Linked DNA regions of Homo sapiens: region 1 is linked to region 2. A link is a contact called in ENCODE Hi-C or POLR2A ChIA-PET data. All regions are on one chromosome and are shown on one strand. The core of a region is the stretch at or near the end of the contact, and the rest is flanking DNA. Distances in the headings are between cores, read along the strand shown.

The links. A loop is a pair of places that touch in the nucleus more often than their neighbours do. ChIA-PET counts read pairs that join two places held with the same protein, here RNA polymerase II (POLR2A). Pooled maps may share reads with other maps.
Region 1: a loop to region 2 is called in a pooled map, with 3 times the contacts of the local background. The contact joins the enhancer-like site here to the promoter of MRPL28 in region 2. A Hi-C loop is called at or near these places in 3 of 50 pooled maps. POLR2A ChIA-PET finds 5 or more read pairs at or near these places in 7 of 52 experiments (BJ, Caco-2, H1 and 3 more).

The regions. Positions count from the first base shown.
Region 1 is chr16:449,359-455,545 of GRCh38, reverse strand. The region is part of intron 1 of RAB11FIP3 (RAB11 family interacting protein 3); the gene reads right to left. Among named protein-coding and RNA genes, the nearest start is that of RAB11FIP3, 27 kb to the right of the region's middle. Within about 2 kb of position 3,750, at least 3 of the 41 ENCODE cell types and tissues checked have a DNase peak (open chromatin) inside an H3K27ac peak, as active enhancers do.
Region 2 is chr16:369,088-371,787 of GRCh38, reverse strand. MRPL28 (mitochondrial ribosomal protein L28) reads left to right here and starts at 1,250. Exons shown (of 6, transcript NM_006428.5): 1 at 1,250-1,289; 2 at 1,563-1,857; 3 at 2,568-2,700. The coding sequence starts at 1,570. PGAP6 (post-GPI attachment to proteins 6) reads left to right here. Exons shown (of 13, transcript NM_021259.3): 13 at 1-1,000.

The sequences.
Region 1 (6,187 bases), core at 2,501-5,000, 81 kb before region 2:
CCAAGAATGGACTGACCACTGCTGAGTGCTTGTGAGAGTGTGCGCGGTTCTCAATTCTTTTTTTTTTTTTTTTGAGACAGAGTCGCCTCTGTTACCCAGGCTGGAGTGCAGTGGTGTGATCTCAGCTCACTGCAGCCTCCACCTCCCGGGTTCAAGCAATTCTCCTGCCTCAGCCTCCTTTGTAGATGGCATGACAGGCACGTGCCACCACGCCCGGCTGATTTTTGTAGTAGAGACGGGGTTTCGCCATGTTGGCCAGGCTGGTCTTGAACTCCTGACCTCAGGTGATCCGCCCACCTTGGCCTCCCAAAGTGCTGGGATTACCGGCGTGAGCCATGGCGCCTGGCTGCGCAGTTCTCAATTCTTTGATCTGAGTGGTGATTTTTACATATCACTGTATAGAGAACAGACAAGAAAGCTTATTCTTCAATCTGGTGCATGTGGCCAAGAAAAAAAAAAAAAAGAAAGAAAGCCTAGTTTTTTTGTTTTTTTTTTTGAGACGGAGTTTCGCTCTGTCACCCAGGCTGGAGTGCAGTAGTGCAATCTCGGCTCACTGCAACCTCCACCTCCCGGGTTCAAGCAATTCTCGTGCCTCAGCCTCCCAAGTAACTGGGATTACAGGCACGTACCACCACGCCTCGCTAACTTTTGAATTTTTAGTAGAGACGTCGTTTTGCCATGTTAGCCAAGCTGGTCTGGAACTCCTGACCTCAGGTGATCTGCCTACTGCCTCAGCCTTCCAAAGTACTGGGATTACAGGTGTGAGCCACTGCGCCCGGCCAAGAAAGCCTGTTCTTATACGCTTGAATGAGAAAGAGCCTGTATGTGACACTTTCTAAACCTGCAGGAAAGTTGGCTTCTGTTCCAAATCACATTAGCCTCAGGGACCTTGGACAAGGAGTTCCAGAGACAGGGGTGTTTTCATGGTTGGTTTTGTGGGTTTTTTTGGTTTTTGCTTTTGGGGTTTTTTGGTTTTGGTTTTGAGGAGGTATACAATATGAGATGAGGTCTACAACATGTTTCCCACGCTAGATGTGAACGACTAGACTCGGCCAATCCTCTTGCCTCAGCCTCCTGAGTAGCTGGGACTAGAGGTGAGTGTCACCAAACCCAGCTAATTTTTGTATTTTTTGTAGGGAGGCGATCTCGCTATGTTGCTCAGGCTGGTCTCAAACTCCTGGACTCCAGCAATCCTCCAACTGACCTCCAGAGTAGCTGGAACTACAGGGATGAGCCACTGTGCCTGGCTAGAGACAGTTTTTAATTCCCATTTAGTCAGCTTTGCACCAACTACTATAGCAAGCAACTTTATAGGGGGTTATGCTTGGCAGTTGATGCTTAACGACCCTGCTCAGAGTTGGCTCTAGATGAGGGGAGGCCTTTGCTTTTAACTGGGTGTGTGAGCAAGGAACAAAGACCCGCCTACTGGATGCTTCAACCACCTGGAATGATGAGGTCCTACTGGGAAAATGAAGGCATTTGAGTACATCTCATGTCTCTTTTCTTGGCAACTTAAAAGCTACGGTGTGTTTATCTCTAAATTGAAATTTGGAAGAAAGACAGGTAGGCTGAATAATATGAGTTTTCCTACTCTGAAATGTGCTCACTGGCAGCTCAGTTTTTCTGTTTGAAGTACAAAAATAGCTTCCTTGGCCGGGTGTGGTGGCTCACGTCTGTAATCCCAGAACTTTGAAAGGCCGAGGTGAGCAGATTGCCTGAGCTCTGGAGTTCGAGACCAGCCTGGCTAACATGGTGAAACCCCGCCTCTACTTAAAAAAAAATACAAAATTAGCTGGGCGTGGTGGCAGGCGCCTGTAATCCCAGCTACTGGGGAGGCTGAGGCAGAAGAATCGCTTGAACCCAGGGGGCAGAGGTTGCAGTGAGCCAAGATCGCGCCACTGCACTCCAGCCTGGGCAACAAGAGCAAAACTCTGCTTCAAAAAAAAAAAAAAAAAAAAACCAACTTCCTAAATCAGAGATCTGTTCTGATTACCCATGATGAGGAACCGGGGAACCGACTCGCTTTCCCTGGTTTAGAGGGGAAGGTTTAGAAAAGTCTAGAATAAAAGCACTGTGCTGGTCTGACATGCAAAATGTCATTCCACAGGTCCCCAGAGAGGCATATCACATATTCAGGAATCCACTTTTATCCATCAGAAATAGATGTGGCCAGGCCGGGCATGGTGGCTCACACCTGTAATCCCAACACTTTGGGAGGCCAAGGCGAGTGGATCACGAAGTCAGGAGATTGAGACCATCCTGGCTAACACGGAGAAACCCTGTCTCTACTAAAAATACAAAAATTTAGCCAGGCGTGGTGGCGGGCACCTGTAGTCCCAGCGACTCAGAAGGCTGAGGCACGAGAATCACTTGAACCCGGGAGGTGGAGCTTGCAGTGAGCCAAGATCGCTCACTGCACTCTAGCCTGGGCAACAGAGCGAGACTCCGTCTCAAAAATAAAAAATAAAAAAAAATTAAAAAATAAAGAAATAGGCCAGGCGCGGTGGCTCACGCCTGTAATCCCAGCACTTTGGGAGGCCGAGGCGGGCAGATCACGAGGTCAGGAGATCGAGACCATCCTGGCTAACATGGTGAAACCCCATCTCTACTAAAAATACAAAAAATTAGCCGGGCGTGGTGGCGGGCGCCTGTAGTCCCAACTACTCGGGATGCTGAGGCACGAGAATCACTTGAACCCGGGAGGTGGAGCTTGCAGTGAGCCAAGATCGCTCACTGCACTCTAGCCTGGGCAACAGAGCGAGACTCCGTCTCAAAAATAAAAAATAAAAAAAAATTAAAAAATAAAGAAATAGGCCAGGCGCGGTGGCTCACGCCTGTAATCCCAGCACTTTGGGAGGCCGAGGCGGGCAGATCACGAGGTCAGGAGATCGAGACCATCCTGGCTAACATGGTGAAACCCCATCTCTACTAAAAATACAAAAAATTAGCCGGGCGTGGTGGCGGGCGCCTGTAGTCCCAACTACTCGGGATGCTGAGGCAGGAGAATGGCGTGAACAGGGGAGGCGGAGCTTGCAGTGAGCCGAGATCATGCCACCGCACTCCAGCCTGGGCAACAGAGCAAGACTCTGTCTCAAAAATAATAATAATAATAATAATAAAGAAATAGATGTGTCCACCTATCAGTAGGAAGAGGCCTGCTTAGCACCCAATTCTAAGTCCTTCTTTGTGGCTTTTTTTTGTTTCCTTTTTTAAGATGGAGTCTCACTCTATCACCCAGGCTGGAGTGCAGTGGCATGATCTTGCCTCACTGCAATATCAGCCACCCAGGTTCAAGCAATTCTCCTGCCTCAGCCTCCCAAGTACCTGGGACTACAGGCCCCCACCACTATGCCCAGCTGATTTTTTGTTTGTTTGTTTGTTTCCTTTTTATTTTTTTAAGGAGTTTCACTCTTGTCGCCCAGGCTGGAGTACAGTGGCGCGATCTCAACTCACTGCAACATCTGCCCTCCCGAGGTTCAAATGATTCTCCCTCATCAGCCTCCCGAGTAGCTGGGATTACAGGCGCCTGCCATCACGCCCAGCTAATTTTTGTATTTTTAGTAAAGATGGGGTTTCACTATCTTAGCCAGGCTGGTCTCCAACTCCTGACCTCAGGCAATCCACCGCCTCGGCCTCCCAAAGTGCTGGGATTACAGGCATGAGCCACCGAGCCCCGGCCTTTTTGTTTGTTTTTTTCCTTTGTTTGTTTTTGAGAGAGAGTCTTGCTCTGTCGCCCAGACTGGAGTGCAATGGTGTGATCTCGGGTCACTGTAACCTCCGCTTCCCTGGTTCAAACAATTCTCCTGCCTCAGCCTCCCAAGGAGCTAGGATTATAGGCACACACCACCATGCCTGGCTAATTTTTTGTATTTTTAGTAGAGACGGGGTTTCTCCATGTTGGCCAGCTGGTCTTGAACTCCTGACCTCAGGTAATCCACCTGCCTCAGCCTGCCAAAGTGCTGGGATTACAGGTGTGAGCCACCATGCCCGGCCTAAGTCCTTCTAATCACAGCGATGGGCTCCTTCTTTGTGACAAGACAGGGACGAAAATGTGGGGCTCCTCCACACCACAGCTACCCCTCCCTGACACCTTTCCACGTTCATCGGGATTCCAATAGGCTGCTGCCCTCCAATCATCTTAACACCCCATTCTGTGTTTAAGAAGCTCCCTGATACGGGAAGCGTGGGGAGGGTGAGGTGCAGGGGTGAGGCAGGGGGGTGGGGAAGGTGAGGTACAGGGGTGAGGTGTGGGGAAGGAGGGATGGCCAGGGACAGAGGGGACTCCAGGTGCTCCAGAAAACACAACAGTACGGACTCTGTACTATTTCTGTTAACAGCTTCATTGAAATAAAATTCACATACCACAAAATCACCCATCTGAAGGGTACAATTCAATGGTTTTAGTATATTCAGAGCTGCCTCCACATTATTTTAAAGACAGGAGACTCTTAAAATGCACATGAGAATACTTGGAAAACAGCCAAGTGGATACATTCAAGCTTTCAGCAAACATGATGAGGAAATAAAACAGAATTTATGAAAGCAACCAAAGAGTCCACACATTCAACGATGGCAGGCAGAGCGCTGCGGTAACAGAAGGCCGCGGGGCTCCTTCCTGCACTTCAGGTCTGGTCCCTGGAGAAGCAGGTGTGTGCCCCAGGCGAGGGGAAGGTGAGCAGCTCCTAAGGGTGGGGTGGGGTGGGGGGCGGGGAGGGAGGGAGCGGGAGGCTCTCTCCCTGGGGCTAATGAATAGACTCCCTTTATGGCGCTTCTCTAGAATGCGAGCCAGCTGGGACTCCTCAGCTCATAGAACTCCATTCCCACCTTGCTTTCAAGGTCAGCATGCCCTCTGACCTACAGATGTCACTCAGATCCTCGGTCCCTTCCCTGTACAAAAAAGAGAAGTGGGGCCCTCATTCGCCAGCCCAGCCAAGCCCTGCTAGCCGCTGCAGTGTCCTGGGTAACACCAGCCCCCATGGGGACACCCTCAAGCCCTGACTCAGACCTAGACCCCTGAGCGGAAGTAAAGGAGGAAGAAAAAGAAACTAAAAAGTTATCCAATACTTGGTTGGGCGTGGTGGGTCACATCTGTCATCCCAGCACTTTTGGAGGCCAGGGGATCACTTGAGGTCAGGAGTTCGAAACTGACCTGGGCACCACAGTGAAACAAAAATACAAAAATATCTACCAAAAATACAAAAAATTAGCCAGAGCTGGGCATGGTGGTGCATGCTTGTGGTCCCAGCTACTCGGGAGGGTGAGACAGAAGGATCGCTTGAGCCCGGGAGGCAGAGGTTGCAGTATACCAAGATTGTTCCACTGCACTCCAGCCTGGGCGACAGAGTGAGACCCTGTCTCAAGAAAGAGAAAAAAAGTTTGTTGTGCACGTTCGGCAGGTCAAATGGTGAACTTCCTTGTAGGTGGCCTGGGTAGTGACCTGGCTTCCATGTTGTCAAGGAAGGTGTGCCAAGACTAGACCATGGTAGCAGGCAGAATTCTAAGACCCCCTCTCTTGAGTGTGGGCAAGGCCTGTGCATGTGGTGGCACAGTCACTGTGACGAGGTTAACTTAATCTTTAAAACAAAATTTTTTTTTGAGATGGAGCCTCACTCTGTCGCCCAGGCTAGAGTGCAGTGGCACGACCTTGGCTCACTGCAACCTCTGCTTCCCGGGTTCAAACAATTCTCCTGCCTCAGTCTACGCAACAGCTGGGATTACAGATGCCCGCCATCACGCACGGCTAATTTTGTATTTTTAGTAGAGACAGGGTTTCACGATGTTGGCCAGGCGGGTCTCAAACTCCTGACCTCAAGTGATCCACCCAACTCAGCCTCCCAAAGTGCTGGGATTATAGCTGTGAGCCACTGCACCCGGCCTAAAACTTTTTTTTTTTTTTTTTGAGATAGGGTCTCCCTGTCACCCAGGCTGGAGTGCAGTGGTGTGGTAAACACAGCTCACTGCAGCCTCAAGATCCTAGGCTCAAGCGATCCTCCCACCTCAGCCTCCTGAGTAGCTGGGACTACAGGTGTGAGCCACCACACCTAGCTGTGATTTATGTTAACTTAAGACTCCATCGTAGCAGCCTCCTGGTCTCAAAGAAGAAGTAAGCTGCCATACCTGGGAGGACCATGTGGTTGAACCTGAGGGTTCTCCAGGACCTAAGAACCATTTCTGGCAAACGACCAAC
Region 2 (2,700 bases), core at 1-2,500:
TGAGATCCCTCTGCAGATCCCAGCTGCTGTCTGCAGTGGCCCCTGGGGCCTGGGCTTGGTTACTTGGAGACCACAGGTGCCTGTGCGAGGGTGGGGCTGTGTGCTCTGCTGGCCTGTGGGTGGCTAGAGATGGGGAGAAGGACTCCCTATGGTCCTGTTCCCTGGCGAGGCTGTGGTGAGACCCATGGCGCCCAGGAGCCCTGAGCCCACCACTGGGGCCGGGAGCTGTGGACTCCGAGACCCCTGCTCCTGGCCCCTGTGTGGCCCTGATGCCAGCCTGCCTGGGGCATGGAGGATCCCCCTCTGCTGCTGTGGTCACCATAGGGACGGGAGACGGAGGTTTCCCCCAGAGCTGATGGGCACTGGGGATGCAGGCTCCCGCCCCGCCCCTCCCTTTTTCCTGGCTCTGGAGCCTTGGGTCCCTGAGAAGAGCTTCCTTGGACTGGGGTGCTCTGCTGCTCTGGGGGTTTGGCCCAGAAGGAACCCCTACCCAGCCCTGTCCACCCACCCCAGCGTTCCTGGGCCCCCCTCTGGGAGCTTCCTCTTGGTCCCAGGAGCTGCGGTGGTGTCTGCCCCCTGCACTGGGCTCTGTGCCCTGTGGGTGTTCAGGAGACTGGACTGTCTCTGCTCCTCATGCAAACCTTGTGGGGGAAGCAATGACCAGGAGCAGCACCTGGCCCCTCCCTGAGGCCTGTGAGTGTCTCGGATCCGCCCTGGAGAAGTGAGTGGCTGAGACCCGGGTGGGGCCCTCCTACCCTTGGCTCTGGGGGCTTCCCTTCTGGGTCTTGTCCGGGATATGGCCTTCCTGAAGGTCTTACCTCCCCCAGCCGCCCTGCACTTGACCACCAAAGCAATCTCTAAGCTTATAAAGGAGAAACATATATATATGGGGTTTTTTGGAGTAAAGGAAAATTCTAAGATATTAAGACATATTTTTATGTAGATCTGATCTATCTGTGTTTGGTGAATTTAATATTCTACATTGATTTTTCAAACTAAACGAGTTTTTACATTTTTTCTGTGCTCCTTCCCGGGTAGGGTAAGTGGGGCCCGGGAGAACAAGCACCGCCCCGCCCGTGCCGCCCTTCGCGGAAACGCCGGGGCCGCACGTAGCTAACGGTGCCTTGAGCTGCTGCTGCTGTATGTGGGGTGTTTTTTACGGTCCCTAAAGACGGAAGCGGGGCGGGACGAGGGGGTAGACGGATGGCTTTTACAGCCAGTCAGCGGTGGGAGGAGGGCCAGGCGCGGCAGATCGGCTTCCGGTTCCGGTGGGCTCTGAACCCTGAAAGGTGGGCGCGGGCAGGTGGGGTGTGGGGGGGCGCCGGGGCAGAAGGGGAGGGGCAGGTGGGTGCGGGACAGGGGCCGGAGTGAGAACCGGGGGCCGGGGTAGGGGGTAGCGGGTGAGAGCCGGGGGCCGGGGTAGCGGGTGAGAGCCGGGGGCCGGGGTAGCGGGTGAGAGCCGGGGGCCGGGGTAGCGGGTGAGAGTCGGGGGCCGGGGTAGGGGGTGAGTGCCGGGGGCCTGGCCAGGCTGCGACTGACTGCGAGCCCCCACCTCCCGCCAGGCTCGCGATGCCTCTACACAAGTATCCCGTGTGGCTCTGGAAGCGGCTGCAGCTGCGGGAGGGCATCTGTTCCCGCCTGCCCGGCCACTACCTGCGCTCCCTGGAGGAGGAGCGGACGCCCACTCCCGTGCACTATAGGCCTCATGGGGCCAAGTTCAAGATCAACCCCAAGAACGGGCAGCGGGAGCGTGTGGAGGACGTGCCCATTCCCATCTACTTTCCCCCCGAATCCCAGCGGGGGTTGTGGGGCGGCGAGGGCTGGATCCTGGGCCAAATATATGCCAACAACGACAAGGTGGGTCCGCAGGCGGCCTTCAGGGGCTCCTCTCAGGGCTTGGCTGTGCCGGCTCTGTGCCGGACGCCCGGGGTACCTGGAGAGACCTGGGTGGGCCCTGGGGATTACAGCCTGGAGGCGACACATCTCCGGCAAAGGAGCACGCTGAGTGAAGAACCGCAGTTCTGGCAAACAGGACTGATAAAGTAGGGGTGAGGTGGGGTGACTCAGGCCGGGGGAGCAACCAGAGGCCGTGGGGAGTCGGGGTAAAGTTAGGATGGGGAGGAGGCCTGTGTGATGAGCAGAGCAGGTGGGAGAGGCGAGCAGAGCAGGTGGGGGAGGCGAGCAGAGCTTCGAGGCTGCTTGTGGTGGACTTCCTGGCGGGACTGCTGAAGCCTGTGGGGAGACTTGTGTCACCTCCAGGTTGGAATGTGACAACCTGTAAACTGTGGGGTCGCACATGTTTCTGAAACACATGCAGCAACCATGTGACCAGGGCGGGAACGCCCAGCTTGTTGGGGAGCAGCTGACTTCTGGGTACACAGTCAGGACCCGGGTCGGGCTGGGGCGGCACTGGGCTGGGGGCCGGCCCAGTTAGCTCTAGGTCCCCAGTCTGACAGCAGTGGTTCTGTGATGGAGCCTCCGGGGGGGAGGTGAGGGCAGTTGCCTGGGCCCCCCTTGGTATGTAAGAGAAAGCAGCAGTACTCATGGAGGCTCTGTTGCACCCTCAGCTCTCCAAGAGGCTGAAGAAAGTGTGGAAGCCACAGCTGTTTGAGCGAGAGTTCTACAGTGAGATCCTGGACAAGAAGTTCACAGTGACTGTGACCATGCGGACCCTGGACCTCATCGATGAGGCTTATGGGC